3 separate regions of the Homo sapiens genome follow, and all the other regions are linked to region 2. A link is a contact called in ENCODE Hi-C or POLR2A ChIA-PET data. All regions are on one chromosome and are shown on one strand. Each heading gives the region's core, a stretch centred on a gene start or an enhancer-like site at or near the end of the contact. The rest is flanking DNA. Distances are from core to core; before and after follow the strand shown. Region 1 holds the start of RPLP0 (ribosomal protein lateral stalk subunit P0). Region 2 has its middle 40 kb from the start of MORN3. Region 3 holds the start of MPHOSPH9 (M-phase phosphoprotein 9).

Evidence for each region. A loop is a pair of places that touch in the nucleus more often than their neighbours do. ChIA-PET counts read pairs that join two places held with the same protein, here RNA polymerase II (POLR2A). Pooled maps may share reads with other maps.
Region 1: a pooled map shows a loop between it and region 2 (5-fold over the local background). The contact joins the promoter of RPLP0 here to the enhancer-like site in region 2. A Hi-C loop is called at or near these places in 3 of 50 pooled maps. POLR2A ChIA-PET finds 5 or more read pairs at or near these places in 3 of 52 experiments (AG04449, H1 and activated naive CD4-positive, alpha-beta T cell).
Region 3: a pooled map shows a loop between it and region 2 (3-fold over the local background). The contact joins the promoter of MPHOSPH9 here to the enhancer-like site in region 2. A Hi-C loop is called at or near these places in 2 of 50 pooled maps. POLR2A ChIA-PET finds 5 or more read pairs at or near these places in 2 of 52 experiments (OCI-LY7 and common myeloid progenitor, CD34-positive).

What each region holds. Positions count from the first base shown.
Region 1 is chr12:120,199,822-120,202,521 of GRCh38, forward strand. RPLP0 (ribosomal protein lateral stalk subunit P0) reads right to left here and starts at 1,290. Exons shown (of 8, transcript NM_001002.4): 1 at 1,262-1,290; 2 at 909-1,010. The coding sequence starts at 962. It overlaps PXN-AS1 (PXN antisense RNA 1), which reads left to right and starts at 1,470. Exons shown (of 4, transcript NR_038924.1): 1 at 1,470-1,605. RefSeq lists enhancers at 976-1,045, 1,446-1,805.
Region 2 is chr12:121,628,587-121,631,286 of GRCh38, forward strand. It overlaps the pseudogene ORAI1. Among named protein-coding and RNA genes, the nearest start is that of MORN3, 40 kb to the right of the region's middle. Within about 2 kb of position 1,430, at least 2 of the 41 ENCODE cell types and tissues checked have a DNase peak (open chromatin) inside an H3K27ac peak, as active enhancers do.
Region 3 is chr12:123,231,702-123,234,401 of GRCh38, forward strand. MPHOSPH9 (M-phase phosphoprotein 9) reads right to left here and starts at 1,440. Exons shown (of 24, transcript NM_022782.4): 1 at 1,374-1,440. MTRFR (mitochondrial translation release factor in rescue) reads left to right here and starts at 1,735. Exons shown (of 3, transcript NM_152269.5): 1 at 1,735-1,830. RefSeq lists an enhancer at 1,213-1,452.

The DNA of each region.
Region 1 (2,700 bases), core at 40-2,539, 1.4 Mb before region 2:
GGCTAGATTCACAGCATTAAAAGCACCACGTTAAGCAAATATAGCAACATTATTATTTGTAAAAACAATCTAGGCGTGTTTATCCGGATTGTTACACAATTCCTTTGGGTTTTGTGTCTGAAAACCTTCTAAGTGTGGGAAAATGTAATACAAGCTATGCTCTACAATGCTGCCTAATTGCTTAAGCGCAGTACAGTCAGCATTTCTGGGCAAGGGAGACCCACCTCAAAGGCCATCCAAAAGTCATTGGACACTTAAGTTTCTTGGCTGACAGGTCCTAAATATGCAACAGCTTGCTTCCTTACAATGAGTCATTCCTGACCTCAGACCTTCTCAAAAATGGAGTAAAACTGTAATGTGCGGCCGGGCGCGGTGGCTCACACCTGTAATCCTAGCACTTAGGGAGGCCGAGGAAGGTGGATCATGAAGTCAAGAGATCGAGACCATCCTGGCCAACATGGTGAATCCCTGTCTCTATTGAAAATACAAAAATTAGCTGGGTGTGGTGTCGCGCCCCTGTAATCCCAGCTACTCGGGAGGCTGAAGCAGGAGAATCGCTTGAACCTGGGAAGCGGAGGTTGCAGTAAGCCAAGATCAAGCCACTGCACTCCAGCCTGGACAACAGAGCGAGACTCCGTTTAAAAAAAAAAAAGTATAAAGCGCGCTCTTTTAGAAGCCAGACAGACCTGGATACGAATGCTGTCATCTTAGGACCCACTTAACTTGCCTGAGCCCGTTTATCTGCAACAGAAGGGACCTATCTCAGGAAATTGTTAACTAAACAGTATTTTCCCAAAAATGGCCTAATTCAGTAGCCGGTGTGAGTAGACCCTCAGCACATAGCAGCTGACTGTCCCTATTTGCGCTGGGGCAACATGAAGAGCAGAGGCGACCCACCCTGCACTTACGATGATCTTAAGGAAGTAGTTGGACTTCCAGGTCGCCCTGTCTTCCCTGGGCATCACGGCGGTGCGTCAGGGATTGCCACGCAGGGTTTAAAGACGATGTCACTGAGGAGAGACAGGGAGCTCAGGCCTGGTCACGCCGACACCCATCCCGCGGTCCCGGGCCTAAGAGGAGCAGGACACGCGCAATCGCCCGCCGGCCCTGCCTAGGGCAGCGGCCGTCATCTCGGGGCGTGCAAGCCGCCACCGAGGCCCCAGGCGGAACAGAATAGGACTCCATGTTCCCAAAGGCCCCCAAAGACCCCTCCATGCTTCCCGCCGGCGACCCCTGGCGCCCATCTAACTAGCACACGAACCTTCCACGAGGACGCCTGGCGAGAGAAGGGCCTCGCGCCCGCGCGTGCCTTTTATAATGCGAACAAAGTAGCCAATCAGAAACCGCGGATAGCGCTCCTGTCTATTGGCTGCGCCATCGCCCGTCAGACAAAGCTGAACGAATACAGGCAACCATTGGATAATATCGCTGCCACTCCAGCCAACGGAAAGCCGCCTTTAAGTAGGGTCGCGAAGGAAGGCGCTGCCTCGCGTTGGAGGAGCTTGCTCTGAGCTGCTGCCACCTGCTGGGCTGGAGCTGGAGCTGGAGCTGCGAATTCGGAGTCCCGGTTCCCTGTGCCACCTGGCGAGCTCAGCAAACTAAAAGGTATGACGTGGAGCTGAGACATAATTGCACATGCTTAGAAACAGAATGGTTTCTCTTTTTTTTTTTTTTTTTGAGACGGAGTGTCGCTCTGTCGCCCAGGCTGGAGCGCAGTGGCGCCATCTCGGCTGACTGCAAGCTCCGCCTCCCGGGTTCACGCCATTCTCCTGCCTCAGCCTCCGGAGTAGCTGGGACTACAGGCGCCCGCCACCGTGCTCGGCTAATTTTTTTTTTGTATTTTTAGTAGAGACGGGGTTTCATCATGTTCTCCAGGATGGTCTCGATCTCCTGACCTCGTGATCTGCCCGCCTCGGCCTCCCAAAGTGCTGGGATTACAGGCGTGACCCGCCGCGCCCGGCCTCAGAATGGTCTCTCGTCTTCTCTAGTTTTTCCGCCTACCAAAACAGAGGGATCCTTTAAAACCTGGCCGGGCGCGGTGGCTCACGCCTATACTCCCAGCACTTCGGGAGGACGAGGCGGGTGGATCACCTGAGGTCAGGAGTTCGAGACTAGCCTGGCCAACATGGCAAAACCCCGTCTCTACTAAAAATACAAAAATTAGCCAGGTGGGGTGGCGCATGCCCGTAATCCCAGCTACTCAGGAGGCCGAGGCAGAAGAATCGCTTGAACCCGGGAGCTGTGAGCTCTGCAGTGAGCTAAGATCACACCATTGCACTCTAGCCTGGGTGACAGAGAGGGACTCCATCTCAAAAAAAAAAAAAAAAAAAAAAAAACCTAAGTCAGCTCATCTCCTTATCTGCTTAAAACTTTCCGTTTCCTACAGAGTAAAAATCTAAAACCTAAAGTACCTACAAGGCCCTTACCTATCTGTCCCTCACGCCCACTCTGATCATCTCAGATGTTTTCCTCCTCACTTACTTGCTTTCTACCCAGATGATGCTCTGCTGCTTTTCCAGAGCAGGCTTTACTTGGGGGCTTTTGCATTAGCCATTCCCTCTTCCTAGAAAACTAGCCAACAAACATCCATAGAATAATTCACCTCCATCAAATCTTTTTTTTTTTTTTTTTTTTTTTTTTTTTTTTTTGAGAAGCAGTCTCACTCCGTTGCCCAGGCTAGAGTGTAGTGGAGCAATCTCA
Region 2 (2,700 bases), core at 180-2,679:
GTGTGTTTGCATAAACAGACGGCACTCTCATTTTTAGTTTAGACAGGACGGACTTCTGCTCTGTTAATTTCAAATCCTAAGAGACCAGGTTCTGCCTGCTGCCTGAAGAATCTCTAAAAGCAGCTGGCATTTACTGAACACTCACTCAGTGCTAGGTGCCTTAACTCCTGGGCTTACTCAACAACCCTCTGTGGTGATTTTGTCAAAGGGCTCTCCCAAGACCGCACAGCCAGTCTGGTGGAGCGGGATTTGAACCCAGCTCTGCTGGTGTTCAGAACTTGCTCAGGCACTTGTACCCATTGCGGTGTATAGGAACTCTGATTGATGTCCAGCCAGGGATGTGTTAGGACACTAGGAAATGAGAAATAGGGCAAAAGAGTTTCTTTTTTTTTTTTTTTTTTTTTGAGACGGAGTCTTGCTCTGTCACCCAGGCTGGAGTGCAGTGGTGCGATCTTGGCTCACTGCAAGCTCTGACTCCTGGGTTCACGCCATTCTGCTGCCTCAGCCTCTGGAGTAGCTGGGACTACAGGCGCCCACAACCACGCCTGGCTAATTTTTTTTGTATTTTTTTAGTAGAGACGGGGTTTCACCGTGTTAGCGAGGATCGTCTCGATCTCCTGACCTCATGATCCACCCGCCTCGGCCTCCCAAAGTGCTGGGATTAGAGGCGTGAGCCACCGGCGCCCGGCCGCAAAAGAGTTTCTTTTAAGCCAAAGAAAGTTTTATAATTGGTGGTGGGGAGGGAGCTACCAGTTGTCAGCTTTTCCCTGCAGCGCTTGGTATTTAAGATAATGGTTCCCCCTTTTCTTGTGGTCATGAGTTTATAGCTGCCCCAGGCTCCTTCTCACTCCTGAGGGGTGAGATCCAGATGAATGACACTTTCCTGCCTTCTCAAGTCCCTTCTTCCTTTCGAAGACAGGCCTCATGGTCAAATGTCACCTCCTTCTCTTGCTAAAAACAGTGTGGGGAAGTCAGGAGACTGGGGCAGCCAGTGGCATGGAGTGGGCCTTGGCCCACCCAGTCTGTCTCTTGGGGACTTTTATTTTCCCCCACCTGGGTGGAGAAGGCTTCCTGGCACTACTGATGGAATCCCCAAAGTTCTGCAGGCAGGGAAGGACCGAACCCCATGATACTCTCCATTCTGCAGTTACAAGAAGGTAACTGCATGTGCCATGAAGTTGGAAATCTATAGGAGGGATGGGATTGGGTGCAGGGTCTGACCATGCCCCACTCCCACTTAGACACCCAGCCTGTAAGTGAGCTTGGGAGAGGAGAGGGTGCCAGCAGCCCCAACGCCATGGTAACAGAGTGACAAGTTTCCTGGATTACTCTCCCTTGGCTTATGAGTCAGCACAACCAACTTCCTGCCCCCAGAGGGCTTCCTTCCCAGAGACCTGGAAAGTCAGAGGAGCTGACTTGACCTTTGATTGCCAAGGGATGGGGTCAACCAGGTGAGATTGAGGGAGGGTCTCCCACAAATCCTGGAGGGGATTGAGAGGTTCCCCACTTCATGGGTAGAACAGCCTGGCCAGGTGGCCGGGAAGTGTTGGGGATGGCTGGTGGGTGACCTCAGGCAAGAGGCTTTACTTCTTTGAAGCCAGTTTTCTTTTCTTTTCTTTTCTTTTTTTTTGAGACGGAGTTTCCTCTTTGTTGCCCAGGCTGGAGTGCAGTAGCACAATCTCAGCTCACTGCAACCTCCACCTCCCAGGTTCAAGCGATTCTCCTGCCTCAGCCTCCCGAATAGCTGGGATTACAGGCACACACCACCTCACCTGGCTAATTTTTGTATTTTTAGTAGAGACGGGGTTTCACCATGTTGGCCAGGGTGGTCTCAAACTCCTGATCTCAGGTGATCCACCCGCCTCGGCCTCCCAAAGTGCTGGGATTACAGGTGTGAGCCACCATGCCTGGCTGAAGCCAGTTTTTTAATGTGTATGGAGATGGCAGGTATCCTGCTCTCCCATGGACTCATATGAAGGTTCATTATGAGGCCAGACTGGGCCCATGAAACACAGGAATTTTCAGGGTCTGATGATGCACACCTTGCCCGGACCCTCTCTGATCTGCAGATGAGATTCTTGCTCCACACGGCAGTTCTAGGAACAGCAGGCCTCAGGCGCACCATCCTCCAAACTCTAATGAGAGATACAAAGCAAGGGGGCCTGGATATAGCATAGGATCAGCATCCCGTAGAGCTCCTTAAGCCCAGAGTACTCTTGTGGGCTTTGATTCAGGTCCTCTGTGCCTCAGTTTATACTTCATTGAGAGGCAGCCAGCCTCAGCCTGACCCCGTCCCCTGCAGGACTGGCGAGCATATGTGGTGATCTTGTCTGCTGGGGAAGGCAGGCTGTAACATTAGCCTGAGCTGAAGATAATTGGGAAGGTCAGTCTGCTGCCGTAAACAAAATGCTTTCCATGACCTGGGATCAATTATTTTTGGATTATCTGCCTCCTCAGTTCTCTGCCCGCCAGCACCCTTTTGTTCCCAAGTTCTAGAGCTGGTTCAGAAGTTTCCTGTAATTTCTATGAAAATGAGTTGGAAGGAACGACTCAAGTCATAAGACACTGAGCCTCTGTGACGTGTTCAGAGTTCAGGGACCATGTAAATGAGCAAGAAATTGCTATTACTATTCCTAGTACTGATCACTGATAGTAATTATTATTGCTGTTGTTGATTGGGCTCTTGCAATAGGCTAGATG
Region 3 (2,700 bases), core at 190-2,689, 1.6 Mb after region 2:
AAATAAAAATAAAAATAAAAAAATTATTTGCCAGGCCAACTAAAATTTCAGTGAAGCTGGATATATACCATGGCAAATTGGCTGTAACAGGTCAAACAAGATGCCTCCTTCCTGGGGAATTCATGCACTTATAAAAGAGCAAGGGAGCAAGAGGAAAAAGGAGAAAGAAAGAAAACTTCAGCTGCTTACAAACTGAAAAGCTTAGAGAGTGCAACAGGAATATTATCTAGTATTCCGCTTCTGCTAGATTCCCACTTTCTAGGGCCTGCTTTTATAAAGCATTACACAAAAACAGGGACCATTTCCTTCAGGGACAGGAGTGAATGCAAAGGGTAACCGGACCTAACTAAATGGACTTTTCCCCAGTGGCTCAGCCCATCACCCACGACAAATGGGGCATTGAAACAGTCAAGGACTGCCCCTTCCAACTGGCAACAGAAATACCTGGATTCCAATCACCATGCTATTACACCAGGAAAACACAAGCTCTCCAGGGAGATGAACCTGCAACCCCATCTATTATTTCCCCTGCTAAGGTAATCCGGATCCGGATGCAGATCCAGATGGAAAACCACTAGAAATTCAAAGATGCTTCTCCATTTGGGGTGGAGGTGCTGGGGGGAGGGCAGGGAAGTAAGAGGGAAAAATCCTTAAACACCCACAAATACAATGCAAAAAAAAATTTTTTTAACTTGATACAGAATGAATATAAGAGCAGAGCTTTTATATTTCCCAGCAACAAGATATGACGCTTTTGGTGTCCCTACCCCCTAGCAAAAAAAGGGAGCTGGGGAAAAGGAACGATTGATGGTTATGAAACATGAAAGTTAACTGGGCGCTCCGCCTTGACGGGAGGCTTGGGGGAGAGGAAGAGATTTCAGATGGGGATGAGGCCAGATCCCGACATTCTGAGCTCACAGTCAGCCCGCAATGGCTGGTGGCGGCTATCGGGTCAAAGTGGGAAGGAGAGGGAGAATCTATGCAGTCGCCTAAGCTACGGAAAGCAGGGAGGACGGAGAAAAGCCACCGCTCCTGCAACTACAACCGCGATTCCAAAAGGAAACCGGGGCACCTTGGCAAAAAATGGGGGGAAAAATTAAAAAAACCCCACAAACCCCCCGCCCCTCAGGAAGAGCGATCTGCGATTGGGCCGCGCGAGTGTCACTCAAGGGCGCCGAGTCTAGAAAAGGCGCACCGCGGCCGGGCAGAGCTCCCACACGCCGAAGGGCTCCGAGGGGGTCAGGCCAATCGGCAGCCGTCACCCCACACCCCAGCCCATCACCACACTCAAGGGGCCGCTAAGACAGTGTCTCCTAAGTCTCGTCTCCTGTCCCCAGCGGCCTACAGCTCCCTGCAGGCTGGTGGCCGCTTACCTGGCCGCCGCTCCCGCTGCCGATGTCAGGGTCATGCAAGCGGCCTCTCGCGACCGTTACCCGAGGGAGCGCGCGCGCGCCCGGCGTCTCTCCAGTGATTGGCTGCCCGGAAGGAGGCGGAGACAGCCTCGCATGGCGCGCGCGTCCACCTCGCCGTTCCCCCTCGCGCAGCTCCAACCAAAGAGAGACATCCAACCCCGGGGGAGTGACAAGGGGGCGGGATTGCTGTGAAACTCTCTTCTCTGATTGGCTCTCTGGGAGCCAGCCGCTGCCACGAGGGAAAGAAGCTTCAGTTTCTCGCATGCGCAGTGAGTAAACATGAGCCTCTGGTAGATAAGAGAAACCGCGATCGGAGTACGGCGCGTGCGCAGATCAGGGATCGCGATTGCGAATCCTCCGCTGAGGTGATTTGGATATCCCTAGAACGTTGAGGGCACGAGTCGGGTCCTGAGACCAGGTAAGCATCTGCGGAGAAGCCAGGTAACCCTACGGCTGCCGACGACTGTCAAAGGCTCCGGAGAGAGGACTGCGAGCCGGGACGCCTGGGTTTTTCCCGACTTGCGACCCCGAGTGGCGCAGCCAGTTTACCTGAGGCCGCGCTGGCGGTGGGGTGGGGCCGGCCGTGACACCCGAGCTCAGTTTTCTCGGGACCTGGTTTACGCTAGGTGCTGTGGGTCGGCCCTGGGGCTGTTCAGGCACTCAGGGCAGGGGAGAGGAGAGACTACCGTCCTGGAGATAACGGTTCCACGGAGGCCCAAGGCGAAACGGAAGGATCCTCATGTACAAAACTGAGCGGAATGGAGCTGTGAGCACGCATCAGGTGCTGTTTCAGGCCTGGCACGTAGTAGAGGTCAGCACTGCCCTTGCTAGGCTTTTGCGGAGATACTCGTTTTTTTTTTAATAGACGTGGGGTGGGGGGGTCTCACTGTGTTGCCCAAGCTGATCTCGAACTCCTGGCCTCAAGCGATCCTCCTTCCTCGGCCTCCCAAAGTGCTGGGATCACAGGCGCAAGCCACCCAGCCCTACTTTTGAAGGACCAAAGGGAACTCGCTCTCCTCCCCGTGGGACCCCAGCCCATTTCATGCGCACTGTGCAGGCCACATTCTTCAGCATAGTTAACCTTTAAGGTCTTTCCAGCTACTCGATTTACCTCCAGGAGTTCTGGCTCACAGTAAAGGGACTTCCCTGGCACTATCACTTAGGCCTCCACAACCCAGGAAATGGATCTGCCCTTGGAATAACAGATCTGCCAGGAGGCGTTACATCTCATTGGAGCTTCCTAAGTATACCTACCAATTTTTTTTTACTTTTTTTATTTTTGTGGGGG